2 separate regions of the Homo sapiens genome follow, and region 1 is linked to region 2. A link is a loop called in an ENCODE intact Hi-C map of the cell type or tissue named here. Cell type or tissue: left ventricle myocardium inferior. All regions are shown on one strand. Links, peaks and the distances in the headings refer to the core of each region. The heading gives the core; the rest is flanking DNA.

Region 1 (10,196 bases), core at 1,238-9,237, 250 kb before region 2:
AGGTCACAGTCTAATCACTTGTATCAAGCAGTCACAAGGGAATCTACAATTTGCTTTTACTGACCTTATTTTCAGAGTACTTAACTAATAGGATCTGAGGGTTTGAAAATTTTCCTTTTATTTCTCACAATGTCCCTGGTATAAGGAGTTGGCCAGACTGGCTCCAAAGGAATAATAGGGCCCAGGAAGGTTAAATATCACATCTCAAGTCTCATTGAAGGTCAGAGTCAGAGCCAAATTAGAATCTGGAGCCATGGGTCAACCCATCTGGGCTGGTTAGACTGGAACAGGGAAGGAGGAGGAGAGGGAAGAGGGAGAAAGTGGGGAAAGGGTGACAGGAGAGGATCCCCGTCAACACCTGCAGGATGCCCTGCATGAGCACATGGCGCTCCCTGCAAGGACTCTACCCTGAGCCCCGGAAGCAGCTGAAACTCCTGCACTAACTCAGAGGACAGAGGCCGGCTGTGTGAGGGGCACCCCAGGACCTCTTTCCTGCACCTAAGATCCTGCACAGGGAACAGGTCACACGAACACGCCATGGAGCATGGGGGCAGGCAGGGCCATCCCAGGCTAAGGCAGTACTTTCTGTTCCTCCTCAGCTCTTTCCTCTGTCCAACTGTACTAATTCCTCTCATCCCCTTACAAATGAAAACCTTGAACTGAATGAAGGCCAAGTGCTGAGAGTGAGCTCTGACCAGCTGAGATGACAGGCGTATCCCACGCATCCCTATTCGTGACCGTGCAAGAGGATGTGCGCACCCGTGTCTGTCCGTGCATGAGAACATGAACAGTCACATGTACATGACTCAGGTCCTCTGCCACCCTTCATTCCTGCCTCGCCATCCCAAGGATGGGTTCTCAGGGCAGAAAGGCAAGATCTGGAAGCTCACCTGGATATGGCCTCCAGTTCTGATGTGGCCCATGAGAATTTTACCACAAGTAAACTAAAAAAACTCAAAAAAGCATAGTGGGATGAATAGAAGATAAACAAAAACAACTTAACCCTACTCTAGGATTCTGGGAAAGGAGACAGGATGCAGTCACATGGTGTAATCACTGTCTTTCTGTCTTTCTCCCTGGGTTGCTTCTAATTCTGTTCTCTTTCATGAGCAAAAACCTTACACATTGGAGAGTTCTGTACAATTCTCCATCAGACCAACAGCATTGGGAACAGCGGGGGAGTGAAGAATCACAGACCCAGGACCAAAGCTCGGTGCCTCCCTGGGCTTTGTGCCTCCAGTGCTGACAATCCGGGGCCCAATGGTTAAGAGACGCCAGGTGAGCACATGGTGTGGCCCAATTCCACACCGTGGCTGTTGTCTCTGGGAAAACTGAGGTCTGTTTTGGCCAACAGTGGCCAGTGTTTAATATGTGCTAGGTGTGTGTGGACTGTGGAAATGTAAATGTGGTGATTCTTGCCATGCCCACCCCCCCAACTGCATACTATTTGCTAGGTAAAGGTTCACATGTGCATGCATACATACCTGTCTGCCTATGTGTGACTATAGTCACATGTTCACGTTCAGAGAGAAATATCCACAACGTCACCAAGAATGAGAAAGGCCACCTCTACCGCAAGACGAAATCGAGTATTTTCACACCACAATAACCATGTAAGTCACTCTGCAACACTGCCAGCCAGGAAATCTCTTCCGTCCCCTCTACAACTTCCTCTGAAGCTACCTTTAAGGATCATAGCCTCCAGTCTCTTCTAGGGAAGATTTTAACCCTCTATTTTTAACTCTGTGAGGAAAGCTCATCAATGATCCCATGACTTAGCGGATGTTAAAATGGAGGGGGGAACAGGAGCACGAGGCATCAGTGAAATGCCACCTGTCCGGGGACAAGCCCTCAGCTGTGTGCCTGCAGGAACCTGCCCTTATCCCCACTACTCATCCCTAGGGTTGTGAGAAATCAATGTCCAGGAATGGGAACATCTGGACAGCAATAATGGCCAAGCCCTGAGGGATTCTTCAAAACTGCCTCACCAGAACCGGCATTATCTGTGGCCCTGTTGGGGGATAGCGGGTGGGGGGACAGCGCAGGACAGGCAGGGGCAGGAGGTGGTCAGGGTGGCAGCCACCTACACTCTGTGGATGCTACAGCCTGGGACTCAAATGCCTTCAGTGGAAGAGGTGCCACCCAGCCACACCCAGTTCCACAGACTGCTCGGCAGTGCACACAGCATGCACATATTCTGCTTCAAAGGCCAGGTGGTGAAATGTTAACTTGTCACATCAAAAAGAACAGAAAAGTAGACCAGGATCATCCATTAACAGAACTATCCCATTTGCAGGTGTGTTTCAAAACCTACCCTGAGAAAAACATGTTCCCTGCCACTCTACCGCTCATCTGGAGCCCAGGGTGGGTGGGTGGGAGAAGGCTTAAGTAAAAAAGTGAGTTCACTTTCTTGGTGAATGCAGTGGCACCCAGGGATGAATGCAAATCCAACTGATGGATCTTCGCAGGACAAAAGGTGCAGGCGCCTGCAGCTCATGCAAAGGTGCGCTCTGTCTGTCCCTGTCTTGCTTCTGGGCATCACCTCCTGCTTCTTGAGCCCTCTGAAGATGAATTTTTAGCTTGGTGAAGTGAAGTGGGAAACTGGGGTCTGGCACACATGTAGGCACCCCTGCTGGACTTTACCTGTTTCCGTAAGTCCTGAGCCGACCGATGCAGAGGGGGGTGGTGATGGGTGGCAGCAAGCCCCTTGGCCGAGGAACCCGTGGAGGGGGCCGCTGCGGGGTGGTTAGCTGAAGCCTGCTCCCGGCGGCTGTCAGCCCGGTGATCGCTGTGCTTCTCCTTTGCGGGAGTGGCCTCTTTGCTTTTGTGTTTTTGAACAGGTTCCTTCTCCCGTGTTGACCTGCTGGAACCATTGAAAACTAGAAAGGAAGGAGAAAACAAGAATGAAATCACTACCTTGACCACTACCACGCAAACTACTGATATGGTTTGGCTCTGTGTCCCCACCCAAATCTCATGTCCAACTGTAATCCCCATGTGTTAGCGAGGGAACTGGTGGGAGGTGACTGGATCATGGAGGCAGTTTCCCCTATGCTGTTCTCGTGATAACAAGTGCGTTCTCATGAGATCTGATGGTTTAAAAGTGTTTCCCACCTCACGCTCTACCTTTCCTGCTGCCATATAAGAAGTGCTTTGCTTCCCCTTCGACTTCCACAATGATTGTAAGTTTCCTGAGGCCTCCCCAGCCATGCGGACCTGTGAGTCCACTTAACCTCTTTTCTTTATAAATTACCCAGTCTCAGGTAGTATCTTTATAGCAGTGTGAGAATGGACTAATACACCTCTACTCCCTGAAGTCAGAAAGAATCAACCATCAAATGTCAGAGCGAGACTCTGTCTCAAAAAAAAAAAAAAAAAAGTCTATTCTCAGATTTAAAAGAGATGCATTTTGAGGCCAGAGAGCTACTGACATGCATGAGTTCGGGGCGCAGCTGCTTTATCTGACCTATCAGTGACAACAGAGATGAAGAAAGGGATGATGGAACTTTGAGCCAGACCCATTTTCTGTTCCTAAATTCAAAAACAGCAATAGCTAATAGCTAGTATTTCTTAAGTGCTTCCTATAAGCCAGGGGAACTATGCTAAAGTCCTGAAGTACATTGAGCCTCTGAATCCTCAGAACAACCCTACTGGACAGGACACTTACAGATGGAGGGGGTACGTGCCTGGCACAGGCCATGCCACCTATCCCTGGCACATGAAGTCAGCCTGCCTCCCAAGCCCACCCCATCCACCCCAAACCCCAGGTGGCTACAAGTGAGAATTTCCAGTGAGCATGGTGCTTCCTACCCATGAGGCAGAGACTTCAAAAGAGAACAGGGATGCTTGGGGTTTCTACAGAAAACCAGAAACACCAACGTTATGGGTTTATCCTTCTGCTTTACAGTCCCTCCCCATGGAATAAACGAGACTTTCACATCCATTTCTCTGGAACCCACAGGCCTTGTCTCCCCACAAACAGTCCAAACAGGGCCTGTTTCTTCAGGGAAGGAGGAAGCACACCCTGTTCCTGGGTTGCCTTTAGGCAGATCAGCAAGGGGAAGCTATAGTGATCTTTTAGCCATCATCCTGCCAGAGGGAGTTTTCAAAAGGTTACTGTGTCCACTCATGCATCTGGCACTTGAGCAGCTCCAGGCCATCCCCACCCCAACCAGGACTGGCAGAACTTCAGGTAGAATTCCCTCACCCCCACAGCAGCAGATGAAAGTGAAAATTATTCCTCCTTTGAGTTGTAAATCTCTTCCTATTGGCTTGCAGAAGGGGAAATCAAATCTTTCCTCCTCTAAACATCTTACCTGTCTGTCCTTTCTGAAAACTCCCTTTTCCCCAACATTCAATCTCACATGGAATTTTAAGAGTCCTTTAAATTATATTAATGTCTTATAAATTGCAAATACTGTCCTCTTTTGCCGTTTACTTTTTCATTTGCTGTGGTGCCAAATCTGCTAACAAATTTCTTTGTTTCTTGCTTTCGTGCTTAACCTACCCTTCCGTATATCTTCTCCCAGTTTTATGAAAGTATAACAATTAAAATGGTACGTTTACAGTATGACATGTTTTAATACATGTATAAAGTGATTAATCAAGCTAATTACCACACCCAATCCCCTTATATACTTTTGTGCTAAGAATATGTAAGATAAGCAACTTGAGTATACACTACATTATTAGTGACTAGTCACAAGGCTGTCCAGTAGATCTCCAGATTTTCTCTCTCCCTTCAAACCAACTTTGCATGCACCCTTTCATCAACATTTCTCCATTCCACCACCCATGCTTTCAAACGGTAAAATAATCTTCTAAGTTTCCTTCTAATTGTTTTCTAATTAAACTGCTTGGATTTAATTCTTTAGTCCAATTGTCATGGTATAAGATGGAGATCTCCATTATCCCCATCTGGATTATCGGTTGTGAGCCTTTATCTCAAAGTTCCTTCCAACACCAGTGATTAATAGATTTTAAAATACTGAAGGAAAGACCAGGCCACGTCAAAATATGGGATACAATCCGACGTTGCACAAGATTCTACTGGATACTCTCAGTTAACACAGAAAATGGAGAGTTTCAAATGGCTGGCATTTATTCTAAGTAACTACCCATTGTCAGAAACCATCAATCATGCCCAAGCTGGCAGTATCTGTGCTAGCTTTCAAGACAAATTAAAAGCAACATCCGTAAGAAGTCATACTTCAATGTGATTAAAAATCAAGCCAAGGGAACATGAATCTAGGCAATTCTTGACTGTTCACCAATTTTCTAAAGCAGTGAACACAGCTTATTAAAACATAGGAAGTAGTTGCTTTTTTTTTAATCTCCAATACTCCTCCAAACTTCTCTGTGCTTTTTCCTGCCATTAAGACATGTCTCATGGTGAGGCCTGCTACAAAGAAGCACCAGTTCTATAATTACTTCTCTTTATTCACTTAACAAAATATTACTATATGGGTTTCCCGCCCTTCAAAACATTATCTGCAGCTCATTCCCAGCTCTGTTGTTTGCAGCTGGGCAAGTTATTTAATCATCAGTTTTCCCATCTATAGACTGGGGAATAGCAGATGTTCCGGTAGGTAGAACATCTACCACAATGTCTGGGGTTCAGTAGGTACACAGTATTTGGGAGACACTATCACTGCATGTTTAAAAGGGCCATCTCAGGTTACTGCACAATCAGATTGTGGGCAAATCTCTTTTTGCCTCATATCCCTCCCTGCAGACAGAGTATAAAGAAGGGCTTCAATGCAGACAAACACTGGTCTCAGCAAGACCCAATACAACCTCCTACTCCTCTGGGTCATTAATTTGTCCACACTGACCATGCCTGTTACGTCTCCTACTCATGCCAGACCATGACTGAGAGTCTGTGGACAAAGTCCAGCAGAGCCAGGTGCCTCCTAACACTTGCCAGTATCACTTTCATGGGAAAAAGAGGAGTAGCTAATCACCTGCCTGAGCAAAAAGAAATACAACACTGAAAACACATCCCAATTTTCCACTAGCGACGTATGGTCAGATCAGTGGATCTCAAAGGAGATTTACAGACCCTTCAAGGACCTAGAAACCCTTGCAGGAGATGTGCTAGGGTCGAAACTATTTCATAATAATACAAAGACATTATTTGCCTTTACAATGGATAGACATCTGCACTGATGGCACGAAAAATGGTAGGTTAACTATAAGGGAAATGCAAATCAAAACCATAATGAGATACACCACTTTACATCGACTAGGATGTAAAGTCATATCATAAAGATGGATAATGATGACTGATTGCAAGGATGTGGAGAAACTGTAACCCTCACACACTACTGGCGGAAATGCAAAATGGTTTCTCCTTTTCAGATAGCTCCTCAAAAGGAGAAACGTAGGAGTTCCCATATGACCCACCAATTCCATTTCCAGGAATGTACACAAGGGAAATAAAAAATATGTCCACATAAAAACTTGCACACAAATATTCACAGCAGAATTATTACTAATCGTTAAAAATTGGGGGAAATCACCGAAGATCCAACTGATATTTATTTAGATAAAGTGGTATATCCATACAATGAAGTATTAGCCATAAAAAGGAAATCAAGTATTGATACATGCTACAGTACATTTAATGGGTATATTCTATAATGTGTGAATTTTATCTCAACAAAATATATTTTTAAAATATGGGTGAAATCACGGGTACTTTAGCATAAACAAAGGCAATGGCACCAAACTACTATACACTAGTCTAATATGCATTTCATCCCTACCATGGATTAGTAGCAGTTAAAAAAAAAAAACAGCCAGTTTCACTTAAGAATGACCTTGATAAAGTCATACAAACAGTGAGTATGACTGAATCATGGCCCCTGAGCACACATACTTTGTGTGACAAGATGCTATTACACATAAAGCACTTCTCCTATATACAGAAATACAATGATCATCTCTAGGGAAAAGCACTTGTGTGATTGTGCAAGTTTTGGGCTAGCCCCTTTTTCATAGGATGTTGTTTTTATTTCAAGAAGGACCAACACACTATAGTTCTTCGGACTTAGTTATTTGTAGTTTTTACTTAGTTACTAGATTTTTTTCAAAAATGAACAAAGCAAGCCTGTCTATTCAAGGAAAGTAACTAATAGTCGTTGCTGCCAATGACAGAATTCATGCTTTCAGGCAAAAATTAGAATTTCAGAAAACCAGTATCTGCCATCATGAGTTCGACAGAAATTCTTTGATGATGTACCCTTGTTCATTACCAAAGGTGCTAACAAGAACTCACTGAACCATTATTTTCAAATGAACAACATAGGATGCTACAAAACAGTGCATGGGTTAAAGGTCCATTCAAAGAAAAAGACAAACCAATGGATATTAATGTAACAGTATGAAAAGTTCACTGATACAGGTACAGGTTCCCAGAGCAACTGACCTGTAGGAAACTACCAGTAGAGCCTACTATCCTATCAAGTACTGAAATCATCTACAAAGACCGTTTCCCATGTACATACATATTTATCCAAAGCTGATTTTCTTCATATACATCAACCAAACTATGTACTGCAACACTCAAGAGATGAATACAGAAGCAATCATAATATGGCTGTATCCTACTTAGTAAGACATTAACGGGATTAACAAAAAGGTCAAATAATGTAACTCTTAATAAGTTTTTGGTTTTGGACTATGATTATTTTTCATTAAAAAATGCTATATGTGTTTAACACGTAACTGGTTTGTGTCATTTTTTAAATGAATAAATATCTTAAAGTGTCTTAACTTTTAATTCTAATATGGTAGATATGAGAATTAAAGCTGATATTAATAAATATAATCCACATTAATAAAAGCCTTTTGGGGTCCCTCAATAACTTCTAAAAGTAGAAAGGGGTCTGGAATTCAAAATGCCTGAAACCCTGGGGCCAGATCATCTGTTCCATTACTCCTTACATGATGATTTCAAGAAGCTTGATGTGTCACATAAAAACTGACAGGAGTCACCTGTTCGGTGATAAATCACTTGGCAGGGCAAGGCCAGTTGCTAAGCTGGGACTTTCACAGACACTTGAAGAGTGTGACTGTGGTTAGTCAGCAGTATCTTTCTTATCTGAAAAAAACAGATCCTTCATTGCAGTATCCGTACCTGAAACCAGATGCACAACTCTTTGATTGTATTTTGAGGTCACAAAACCTACTGCTCAGGAAAATACTATGGACAGCAAAGCGGTGAGTACCAGGATTATAGGAAAGGGGAAACGGAGACGAGAGGGAGGCAGGTGAAATTAACATAGTGAACCATAAACTGGCTGCCCTGAAGACTTCAGCAAGGTACTCTACTAAAGAATATTTTGATGAGATATCTGGAAATGGAAGAGTTTTCAAACATACGGAAATTAAAAACTGAATCAAATTAACTTTCATTTGCAAACAAAGAGAAGGTTTCCAACCAAACCCACTTTTTGTAACCATCATGCTGTTTTAGAGCAGCGATATACCCAAATGGCAAACATAGCCAGAAAGTCAAATCATGTGTTAAACGGGAAGTAAAGGGGGCAGGGGGAGGACTGGGCAACACCGACAGAGCCAAAGACAAGGTATATTTTGTACTCAACAGCTCATTAATTTTAAGTGTCGTGGGAACCTGCCAGTTTTACTCCTCCAAGTAATTATCTTTTGTCTTAATTTGTAAGATTTGAGAAAGGGAGAGAAGAGGAAAGGAAAAAAAATATTCACTCTCACAGGGAAAGATTAAACCCTGTGAACATAAGAGAGAGAAAGACAGAAAGTTCAATGTATAGAAGTCCTCCACACACTGTCCCCAATTAAAAGAAATAATTGGACTAGTTTCTTTAAGGAGAGAAAAAAAGCATTCATCACTGTGAACCATATTAGGAAATTGTATTGTACTCAGATACAAATAGCTTTACATTAACGAACAGAGACAAATATATTGATTTGTATACACATACTCTGAAAGTTAAACGGCCTATAGAAAAGTGTTTTCACACCACGGCAGGCAAAATCTTTAAATCCAAAGGCTATTATTTTGATTTAGGGTCACCTCATCCCTGAGAAGGTAAGATTTGCTCCCAATGAGGGATGAAAAAGATATGGGCAAAAGAAGTTACTTTAGAAACATATTTAATAGCAATCCTGTAACAATTTGAAAGGCAGAGAGATACACTTTCCTAGGGGAATTCACAACTATACCTCCAGGGAGCTTGTCCTAAACAATGTTCCCCAAAAGCTTTGTTCGCATATTTAGATGCTGACACAAGTTTCCTGGAAGAGACCCTCAAGGAAGGCAGCCCTATGAGAAACTGATCGCAAGGTTTTTAATACCCTCACTCCATGCACAGACTCTTGATTTTGATGTCTAGTTCTGCTCACCAACCCCGTTTGGGCCTCAATTCCCTGAACTACAGACCAGCTGGCTGCTTCCTCTTATCCGCCCTCCAGGACTTGCTGAAGTATTTTGAATAAAGTATATAAGTGCTTTGCGTTCTTCAGAGAAAGGAGTTGCGCAAATATAAGAAGAATGATCTTTTCGAAAGCTCTTGCTGCAATGGCAAAGATCCACATGTGAAAAATATAATTTTTAGAGAAAGCTGACAAAGCTGGCCTTCTACTTTTACCTGTCTCCAAGCGCCTCCCAGAACCAGACGCCCCTATCTTGCCAATTACCCATGCTAATAAAGGCACCTCATCCAAACACAAGAGGGAATCCTGATGTGTATTATTAGATTATTAGATGTGTATGAAACAGGAGTCCTTACTTGGCATCCAGCAAAAGTTATAAGATATCCTGGAATTATGCAGTGTATGACCTGAAATAATACAGTTCAGAAGGCCTAACCTCCTTGAAAGAGAAAAATCCAGACAAGGACCATTACAGAAAGTCAGCCGAAACATCTGCTAGCAAGGCAACAAAGGAAAAGAAGACCCTGAAGATGGGACCGAACTAACCCCCAAATTAAAATACCTTCTTCCTGTCCACACCCCAAAACAAACGAAAGGGGCAAAAAAAAGAATCACTGTAAATAAAGAAGAAATGTGTTAAGCAAGGGAAAAGAGATCCACCGCAAGTTTCTGATCTCAAGCCAGATATTTAAATGTACGCTTCATGTCATTACAAGGCATCCCTTCCTTGGGCAAGACACAGACTCCGTCAATTGGCTGGCATTAAATCCCTGTTACTG
Region 2 (10,196 bases), core at 777-8,776:
CAAAACTTGTACGCTGGTGCCATTTCCTGGGAAGGATCCAATGGGGCAGACTACAGTAGGGCCACCCAAGGTGTTTTCTAAAAACTTTCTGATCATTAGGACTGGCATACTGGGAATCTCCACGTCTCCACGTTGTTAAGATTTTAACCAGCTTTCTGTAAGTTTAACGCAGATACCTCATTCCCTAGGCAAATATTAATGAACAAAGGTGAGTTTCTTTTCTGTTCCCCTAACTAGCCCTGGGGCCTGGACTTCTCAGTCCTGGGCTTGCGAACTCCCCTGCCAGGCTACCAGCTCCAGGTCACCTGGTGTGAAAAACTATTGTGTAAAGTTGAGGCCTCAGGGCAGAGGGGAAAGGAAGGAATTTGCTCATTTCCAAAAGATTTGAATAATATTAGTGTTGTTTTCCCTGAAAGAGAAAAAAGGTTGGCCTTCTTAGTGGTTGAAAGATTTTCCTGTTGTGAAAGTAACCTACTCCTAATGAACTTCCTTCCCCTACCATCTTGGCAAGACCATCCAAGGCTTTTCTTGCTCCTTCCTCCTCTTTTTCATTTTCTGTAAGTCAAATGCAGCTTTTCTTATGATGATTTTCACATCTCAAAGCCTTGACCTCTTCAATTGGAGGGGCAGGGATGAGAACATGTCTAGGTACATTGATTGTATTAGACTCTATGCCAGCACTGTCCTCATCCCTGAGGACACAGGAAGCTCACAGCTCAGTAAAAAAAAAAAAAAAAAAAAGGCAGAGTTTACAATGGATTGTGATACCTCCAAAAAGTACTATATCAGCAATGTAGAAAAGAAGCTAAAAAGAACACATTGCTGAGATGACTAGGTGTTAAGGAGTTTTGAAGTAGGTGTAGGGGTTCACATACATACTTAAAGAAGTGCATATTTCACCCCTTTGCATTGCATCCTATTTGTTTACATTCTCCACTTTTAATGTTTCTAGTTCTTCTCTCCAAGTAAAAAGGAAATTCCCTAAAGAGATGATGTTGTCTACTTCTCATACCCTCCAAAGCTCCAAAAACTTCATCAAATTTGAAAGATGTCCAGTAAATGCTTACTGTTGAATATTTCACCAAAACTATAATGCCCAACTATTTAGACTATTGCCCAACATTTAGTCTCCTACCATCATCTTCCATTCCATTCTGGAACTCTGCTAGTTTTCCTCTTGCATTATCTAAATCCAATGTAGTGTTATACGTTCTTCAAGGCCCCAAATTCAGGCCCATTTCCAATCCAGCCTCGCTGCTTGGCCTACTCATTCCTGGATTCTCATTGCCCTTCCTATTTTGGCAATAATTTTTGAGCTTTAAAATTTTATTCTGAGGCCGAATGTGGTGACTCACATCTGTAATCCCAGCACTTTGGAAGGCCGAGGCAAAAGGATCACTTGAGCTCTGGAGTTTGAGACCAGCCTGGGTAACATGGTGAAACCCTATCTCTACCAAAAAAAAAAAAAAAATTAGCTGGACGTGGTGGCCCAGGCATGGTAGTGTGCACCTGTAGTCCCAGTTACTTGGGAGGCTTAGGTGGGAGGATGGCTTGAGCGGGAGGCTGAGGTTGCAGTGAGCTGACATTGCACCATTACACTCCAACCTGGGTGACAGAGAAAGACCCTGTCAAAAACAAACAAAAAAAAATTGTTCTCTGTTGTATTTTTTTCTGATTATGTCATGTAAGTATCTTGTATCTCTTAATTGAAAATTGGATGGGGCCATGATTTGTCTCATATTGAGGCAGCCATTGGCAATGAGGGAATCAGATGTTTCTAATATTAAGTCTCTGAGTGACCATATGCCATTCACCTGCCTCATATAGGCCTTGGGTCTGTCATTTATAAAATGAGCAGGTTAGGCTGGGTGTGGTGGTTCACACCTCTAATCCTAGCACTTTGGAAAGCCAAAGCGGAAGGATTGCTTGAGCCCAAGAGCTCAAGACCAGCCTGGGTAACATAGCCAGACACCATCTCTACAAACATAAAATTAAAAATTAGAGGGTTAAATTCAGTTATTTCCCAAAGACATTTCTACACCCAACATTCTCTAGTCCTACCTTTACCTTTGTATTATGCTGCTTTTCCCCCTCAGTGCTGGCCCCTAAGTAAACTCAAATCCACAATCATTCAGTAAAAGTTGCTAGGTTAAGTTTCTTTACACTTGTATGTTATTAATTTCCAAAAAGACCTCATATTTATCCGAGCTATCTAATGATAGCTTTCATTTGTATAACTTTAATAGTGTTTAAAGCACACTGTCATAATAATTTCATTTAAACCATAAAACAACTTAGATCAAGACAGGTATTACTGTCCTCACTCTTCAAATGTGAAAATGAAATATTAAGAGGTTGTGATTTGCTCAAAGTCATACAACCAGTTGAGTGGATGAGCCAAGGGTCAAACTCAGGACTCTCGGCTCCACATACCCAGTGCAGGCCACCTCCCTGGTTTTCCAAAATGGGATTCAAGACATATGATTCCATGAAATGTTACTAGGTGGGACTGAAAAGAAAATAATTCTTCGATGAAATAAATTTGCAGACTGCTACCTTATAATAAAGATAACTCGATTACTTTACTGTAGGGTTTTTAGAAATCCCCAAAGGGGCATGTAGTTTTACAAACTAATTTGATCACAGAAATCTTTTTTTAAGAAAGAGCTGGACCTGGCCAGGCACGGTGGTTCACGCCTGTAATCCCAGCAATTTGGGAGGCCGAGGTGGGTGGATCACCTAAGGTTGGGAGTTCCAGACCAGCTTGACCAACATGGAGAAACCCTGTCTCTACTAAAAATACAAAATTAGCTGGGCGTGGTGGCACATGCCTGTAATCCCAGCTACTCTGGAGGCTGAGGCACGAGAATCGCTTGAATCCGGGAGGTGGAGGTTGCGGTGAGCCGAGATCCTGCCATTGCACTCCAGCCTGGGCAACAAGAGCAAAACTCTGTCTCAAAAAAGAAAGAAAGAAAGAGCTGGGCCGGGTGTGGTGGCTCACACCTGTAATCCCAGCACTTTGGGAGGCAGAGGCGGGCAGATCATGCAGTCAGGAGTTCGAGACCAGCCTGGCCAAGACGGTGAGACCCCGTCTCTACTAAAAATACAAAAAATTAGCTGGGTATAGTGGTGCACGCCTGTAATCCCAGCTACTCAGGAGGCTCAGGCAGGAGAATCGCTTGAACCTGGGAGGTGGAGGTTGCAGTGAGCCGAGATCATGCACTCCATCCAACCTGGGCAACAGAGCGAGACTCTGTCTCGAAAAATAAAAAAATTTAAAAAAACAGACCTTTTAAGTCCAGCCCCCAGCCCTCATTGCTTTTCCTAAATTGCCTCAGAACACCAAGGAAAAAAAAAGAAGAAGAAAGAGCTGGTTACCACGGAACAGTTTTACAGACATGCTTCACCCAATATGATGAATTTATGCTTCATAAATGATTGCTGACTGACAATAATTCCTACCTAAGTGACTGAATACCTTATGTGAAGTTTCTAATTTTATATAGGTCTATCTTCATATGTGAGGGAGTAAGGAGAGGGATGTAAAAATAATATTTGAGTGACATCAGGTTTATAAATAACTATGAACCAGTGTACTCAGAAGGTGGGGGCTTCCATTGAAAGAACATAGAACAGCTATTTCGAGCCAACTGAGATTTGCAAGAGTATTTTAAAACACACTAGGAGGTAAACTCAGATGTAAACAGCCCTCTTAAGAGTGAGTGATGTCAAGGAGACATTAGTTCTTTTTGTTATTCAGTGCTTCCTGTCCCCAAATTACAGTCTTATTTGTCAAGCCTCAATAAAATGCCACAGCACAAACCAAATACAATAAAATGATGCTTTCAACCCTACTGGTCGTCTGTGGACCTTGTTTATACAAGTCACTGAAAGTCGCTGGTACTTTGGATTGTGTAAAAATTTTGGACTATCATTACTATTCTGCTTAGATTGTCTTGTGTTATTGAAAGAGAGCTGGCCCTGATTCAGAAACTCTGGTAAAGCAGCCAAGACGGGAAACCTGCAGTTCCTAAGAATAGACGTTACTGTTTATAATAATACTGCACTCTGTGTTTGGTGGGAAAAATCAACTTTATCAGTGATCAACTAATCCACAGGGGATCAGTATGAGGAAACTGAGGTATAGGGATTACAGGGATCCTGTGAGTAGGCAGGGAAAGGGGGAGGAGCTGTATGAATCAGGATGCCTTCAGTTGCAGGTGAATGGAGCCCAGATGAAAATGGCTTATGGAAAAAAAGGAAGAGGGGCTTGGCTCACCTATCTGGAAACCCAGAGTCCGAGTTTCAGGGCTACAAAGGATGTCATCGTCCTTCCTTCATTCCTTCATTCTCTTTTTCTCTCCATTCATCTCAGCATTTCCTTCTTCTGTCATCCTCTCCAACCAGCAGAGATGATAGCGCCAAAGAAAACTCCTTTGCGGCCAGGCACAGTGGCTCATGCCTGTAATCCCAACACTTTGGGAGGCCGAGGCGGGCGGATCACTTGAGCCCAGGAGTTCGACACCAGCCTGGTCAACAGGGCAAAACCCCTCTCTACTAAAAATACAAAAATTAGCCTGGCATGGTGGCACGTGCCTGTAATCCCAGTTACTGAGGAGGCTGAGGTGGGAGGATCGCTTAGCCCAGGAGACAGAGGTTGCATGGAGCCGAGATCCCGCCACTGCACTCCAGCCTGGGCAACAGAACGAGACTGTTTCAAAAAACAAAAAAGAAAACTCCTTTCCCACCATGGACATGGCGGGTAGAGCAGATTTTGTTATCCAAAGGGGAGGGAGACAAACACTCCAGGGAGCAAAAAAGAAAAAAAAAAAAAAAAAATATATATATATATATATATATAGTCTACCACAGAAGCTACTAGTTCTTCCCTCTGTCAGGGCCACAGAAGTGAGCAGGAAAGGAGAAAATAACCTTTTCACCATCAGAATCCTAGAGATTCATTGGATGATAGACCAGTCCAGCTCAGTCTAGAGCTACTCTCTCATTTACCCCACCTTGCACACTTCAAGGTTTTCACAGACATGATCCCTGCCTAAATACTGGTTGATCTACGTATCAAACACTTTTGCCCATAGTTTCTTATCTATGAATCTATAGAATTTTCTAAACAAAAACAGAGCTTATCTCTTGCCAAATTGGGACATCTACAATTTATATTCTGTTTTCTGAAATCTCAGTGTTTCCAAAACCCAAGATTCACTCACACCTTACAGAAACCCAGTGCCATCTCCCTTTCCGATCCTACACACAGACACATAGAGTGAAACAGAAAAGATTCAAACATTGGCAGTTACATTGTGACTGAAACTTAGTGGATTATTAATTTCCTGCTTTTGGTCTTTCTCTCAATTGTCAAACATTCATTTTAAAAAAAAAATATTTTGGCCAGGCACGATGGCTCATGCCTGTAATCCCAATACTTTGGGAGGCCGAGGCGGGTGGATCACGAGGTTAGGAGATTGAGACCATCCTGGCCAACGTGGTGAAACCCCGTCTCTACTAAAAATACAAAAAGTAGCTGGATGTGGCGGCATGTGCCTGTAATCCCAGCTACTCAGGAGGCTGAGGCAGGAGAATCTCTTGAACCCAGGAGACTGAGGTTGCAGTGAGCTGAGATCACACCACTGCACTCCAGCCTGGGCAACAGAGTGAGACTCCGTCTCAAAAAAAAAAAGTGTTTTGGCCAGCCTCGGTGGCTTATGCTTATAATCCTAGCACTTTGGGAGGCCGAAGCAGGCAGATCATCTGAGGTCAGGAGTTCGAGACCAACCTGACCAACATGGAGAAACCCCGTCTCTACTTAAAAATACAAAATTAGCCGGACGTGTTGGCGCATGCCTGTAATCCCAGCTACTTGGGAAGCTGAGGCAGGAGGACAGCTTGAACCCGGGAGGCAGAGGTTTTGGTGAGCCGAGATCGTGCCGTTGCGCTCCAGCCTGGGCAACAAGAGCGAAACTCCGTCTCAAAAAAAGAAAAAAAAAAAAAAAGACAGTGTTTTTATGTGTCCATGTGTACACGATTACGAAATTGAGGGTTCTCAAACAGTGTATGTTACCTAGAAAACTTTAGGCATTTATGATTCTAAACAAATACAAAGAGGAAAACTATAAAATCAATGTGGTTATTTAATACAATATGGCTACTGGGAAGATTATACTGGAAATCTAGACACTTGAGGTTTCATCTCAGCTTTTTGTGATGTCACTATGCCTCATTTTCTTCATTTGTGAAAAAAGGGGATTGACCTAGATGGACTCTAACACTCTTCCAAATCTAATAGATTATGACTGTGATATTATTTTATGTGTGTGATATTATTTTATGTGTGTATTAGTCTCCACCCCCCAAGGCTCAAGTGATCCTCCTACCTCAGCCTCCCAAGTAGCTGGGACTAGAGGTGTGCGCCATCACACCCAGCTACTTTTTGTATTTTTTGTAGAGATAAGGTTTCTACATGTTGGCCAGCCTGGTCTTGAACTCCTGAGCTCGAGCTCAAGGGATTCACTGGCCTTGGCCTCCCAAAGTGCTAGGATTACAGGTCTCAGCCACCTCGCCAGGCCTATTCCCATAGCCTTTGTTATAATCTCTTGTTATAATGTTGGGCTTGCTAGGTCTCAGGGACAGGCCTCAGGAAACAGTTGCTCTCTGACTTTCTCCTGCCTATTTTTTTTTTTTTTTTTTGAGATGGAGTTTCACTCTTGTTGCCCAGGCTAGAGCGCAATGGCTCCAAATCTTGGCTCACCACAACCTCCGCCTCCTGGGTTCAACCGATTCTCCTGCCTCAGCTTCCCAAGTAGCTGGATTACAGCCATGTGCTACCATGCCCGGCTAATTTTGTATTTTTAGTAGAGACGGGGTTTCTCCATTTTGGTCAGCCTGGTCTCGAACTCTCGAACTCTCGACCTCAGGTGATCCGCCCGCCTCAGCCTCCCGAAGTGCTGGGATTACAGGTGTGAACCACCGTGCCCGGCTTCTCCTGCCCTTCTTTCACCTGCCCCAGTGCAAGACACTAATCTGCTTTTCTTTTTTCTTTTTACTTTTTTGAGACAAGGTCTCACTCAGTTGCCCAGGCTGGAGTGTAGTTGTGTAATCATAGCTCCCTGTGGCCTGAAACTCCTGAGTTCAAGCAATCCTCCGGCCTTGGCCTCCCGAAATGCTAGGATTACTGGCATGAGCCACCTCGCCAGGGCTTCCCCCACCCCTCATCTTTCGGATTCTGGGTCTTAAAGGGTCCACCATATATACCCTAGGGGAAGGAATGCTGGATTCATGAAGCTTCCATAAAAATCCAAGAGGGTCCTGGCAAAGTGGCTTACACCTATAATCTCAACACTCCGGTAGACCTAGGCGGGAGGATCGCTTGAGGCCAGGAGTTTGAAACTAGCCCGGGCAACAGAGCAAGACCCAGTCTCTCAAAAAAAAAAAAAAAAAATTAGTCCGGGAGCAGTGGCTTATGCCTGTAATCATAACACTTTGGGAAGCCGAGGAAGGTAGATCACCTGAGGTCAGGAGTTCAAGACCAGCCTGGCCAACACGATGAAACCCCATCTCTACTAAAAATAAAAATACAAAAATTAGCCAGGCATGGTGGCTGGCACTATAATCCCAGCTACTCAGGAAGCTGAGGCAGGAGAATCACTTGAACCTGGGGGACACAGGTTGCAGGGAGCGGAGATTGTGCCATTGCACTCCAGCCTGGGTGACAGAGCGAAAGTCACTCTCAAAAAAAAAAAGAAATTAGCTAGGTGTGGTGGCGAGTACCTGTAGTACCAGCTACTTGGGAGGCTGAGGTAGGAGGATCACTTGAACTCAGAAGGTCAAGGCTGCAGTGCACTGTGATAGTGTCACTGAACTCCAGCCTGGGGGACAGAGAGAGGAGACCTTATCTCAGAAAATTTAAAAAACAAAACAAAACAAGAGGACTGGGTTCAGGGAGCTTCCATATAGCTGACCAAGTGGAGGTTCCTGGAGAGTGGCACACTGGGGAGTGCACGGATGCTCCACCCTCTCCGCCATGCCTTGCCCCACACATTTCTTCATCTGCATCCTTTGTAGTATCCTTTATAATAAGCTAGTAAATGTAAGTAATTGTTTCCCCGAGTTCTGTGAGCCCCTCTAGCAAATTAATCAAACCCAAGAGAGCGTCATGGGAACCCCACCCAACTCAAAGCTGGTTGGTCAGAAGTTCCACAGGCCCGGACTTACAAATGGTGTTGGGGATGAGTCTTGGGGACTGAGCCTTCAACCTGTGGGATCTGAGGCTATCCCCAGGTGGATAGTGTTGGAATTGAATCAAAGGACTCTCAGCTGGTGTCTGCTTCTTGGTGTATAGGGAAAACCTCCATTCATTTGGTCCCAGAAAACTTCTGTGTTGATGATTATTGTGGTGGTATGTGAGTAGGGGAAAAACAGTTTCCAAATTTTTCCCCAAATAATGACTATATTCAAAACATTTACAGCCTGGCACGGTGGCTCATGCCTGCAGTCCCAGCATTTTGGAAGGCCAAGGCAGGCATATCACCTGAGGTCAAGAGTTCGAGACCAGCCTGGCCAACATGGCGAAACTTCGTCTCTACTAAAAACACAAAAATTTGGACGTGCGCTGTGGCTCACGTAATCCCAGCACTTTCGGAGGCTGAGGCGGGCGGATCGTGAGGTCAGGAGATCGAGACCATCCTGGCTAACACGGTGAAACCCCATCTCTACTAAAAATACAAAAAAAAAATTAGCCGGGTGTGGTGGCGGGTGCCTGTAACCCCCGCTGCTCGGGAGGCTGAGGCAGGAGAATCACTTGGACCCGCGAGGCAGAGGTTGAAGTGAGCCCGTGATTGTGCCACTGCACTCCAGCCTGGATGACAGAGTGAGACTCCGTCTCAAAAAAAAAAAAAAAACACACACAAAAAAACAAAAATCAGTCGGGTGTGGTGGTACACACCTTTAGTCCCAGCTACCTGGAAGGCTGAGGCAGCAGAATCACTTGAACCCAGAAGGCAGATGTTGCAGTGAGCTGAGAACATACCATTGTACTCTAGCCTGGGCAACAGACAAAACAAAAAACAAAAAACAAAAACCTCCATCTCAAAAAAAAAAAAAAAGTATTAAACTTAGCCAGGCACAAAGGCACAATAGTCACAGCTACTTGGGAGCTGAGGCAGGAGGACTGATCAGTTGAGTCCAGAACTTTGAGGTTGCAGTGAGCTATGATCGCACCACTGCACTCCAGCCTGGGCAACAGAGCAAGACCCTAGCTCTAAAAAAACAAAAAAAGAAACCTCAAAAGAGACAGCCAGACAGACAGATATAAATAGGACACACATTGGTCACAGTTATGCTTTTGGCACTCTGAGTGTTTGAATTGATATTTTTGAAGGTGAGACCAGGGGCCCAGTTGATAGAGTTTGTATCTCCAAAGCATCCTTTGACCCAAAACAGGTAACCTGGAATTCTCTTATCCTAGAAGGCAAGAAAAACCAGAAGGAAGGAGCCACATTTTTGGAAGTTACTATAGAGCAGATCCTTGGAGATTGGAGATTTCGCAAGTCATGTCAGTATGCCTGGGACTGTCCCAGATTTTCCCAGGCCTCAGATGTAAGGGTCATATTCACATTACTTCTACTCTACATCTCCCCACTTACCCAGCAAAGTACCTGTCCCATAGGAGATAAATGCTTGTTAAATAAGTAAATGGGCCAGACCAGGTGGCTCATGCCTATAATCCCAGCACTTTGGGAGGCCAAGGTGGGAGAATCACTTGAAACCCGGAGTTCAAGACCAGCCTGGGTGCCGGGCGCAGTGGCTCACACCTGTAATCCCAGCACTTTGGGAGTCTGAGGCAGGCAGATCACCTGAGGTCAGGAGTTCTAGAGCAGCCTGACCAACATGGAGAAACCCCGTCTCTACTGAAAATACAAAATTAGCTGGGTGTGGTGGCGCATGCCTGTAATCCCAGCTACTCCGGAGGCTGAGGTAGGAGAATTGATAGAATCCAGGAGGCGGAGGTTGCGGTGAGCTGAGATCGCGCCACTGCACTCCAGCCTGGGCAACAAGAGCAAAATTCTGTCTCAAAAAAAAAAAAAAAAAAAAAAACAAACAAACAAACAAAAAAAACCAGCCTGGGCAATGTAGTGAGGCCCCATGTCTTAAAAAAAAAAAAAAAAAAAAAAGTCCAGGTGCAG

The links. Hi-C counts contacts between places; a loop is a spot of excess contacts. Peaks named below come from ENCODE experiments on the same cell type or tissue, not always from the same donor. Only the 100,000 strongest peaks of a DNase experiment are listed, where the experiment ranks them.
Region 1: it touches region 2 in a loop (2.6-fold over the local background); 39 of 110 quality-filtered maps call a loop at or near these places.

What each region holds. Positions count from the first base shown.
Region 1 is chr6:15,479,990-15,490,185 of GRCh38, reverse strand. It overlaps JARID2 (jumonji and AT-rich interaction domain containing 2), which reads right to left. Exons shown (of 18, transcript NM_004973.4): 6 at 2,644-2,879. Among named protein-coding and RNA genes, the nearest start is that of DTNBP1-AS1, 61 kb to the left of the region's middle. In left ventricle myocardium inferior, for the core only: no CTCF peak of the experiment used is centred there; no DNase peak of the experiment used is centred there.
Region 2 is chr6:15,233,620-15,243,815 of GRCh38, reverse strand. No RefSeq gene overlaps it. Among named protein-coding and RNA genes, the nearest start is that of JARID2-DT, 6.7 kb to the left of the region's middle. RefSeq lists enhancers at 3,988-4,488, 4,489-4,989. In left ventricle myocardium inferior, for the core only: a CTCF peak has its summit at 3,849; no DNase peak of the experiment used is centred there; H3K27ac peaks cover 1,315 bases.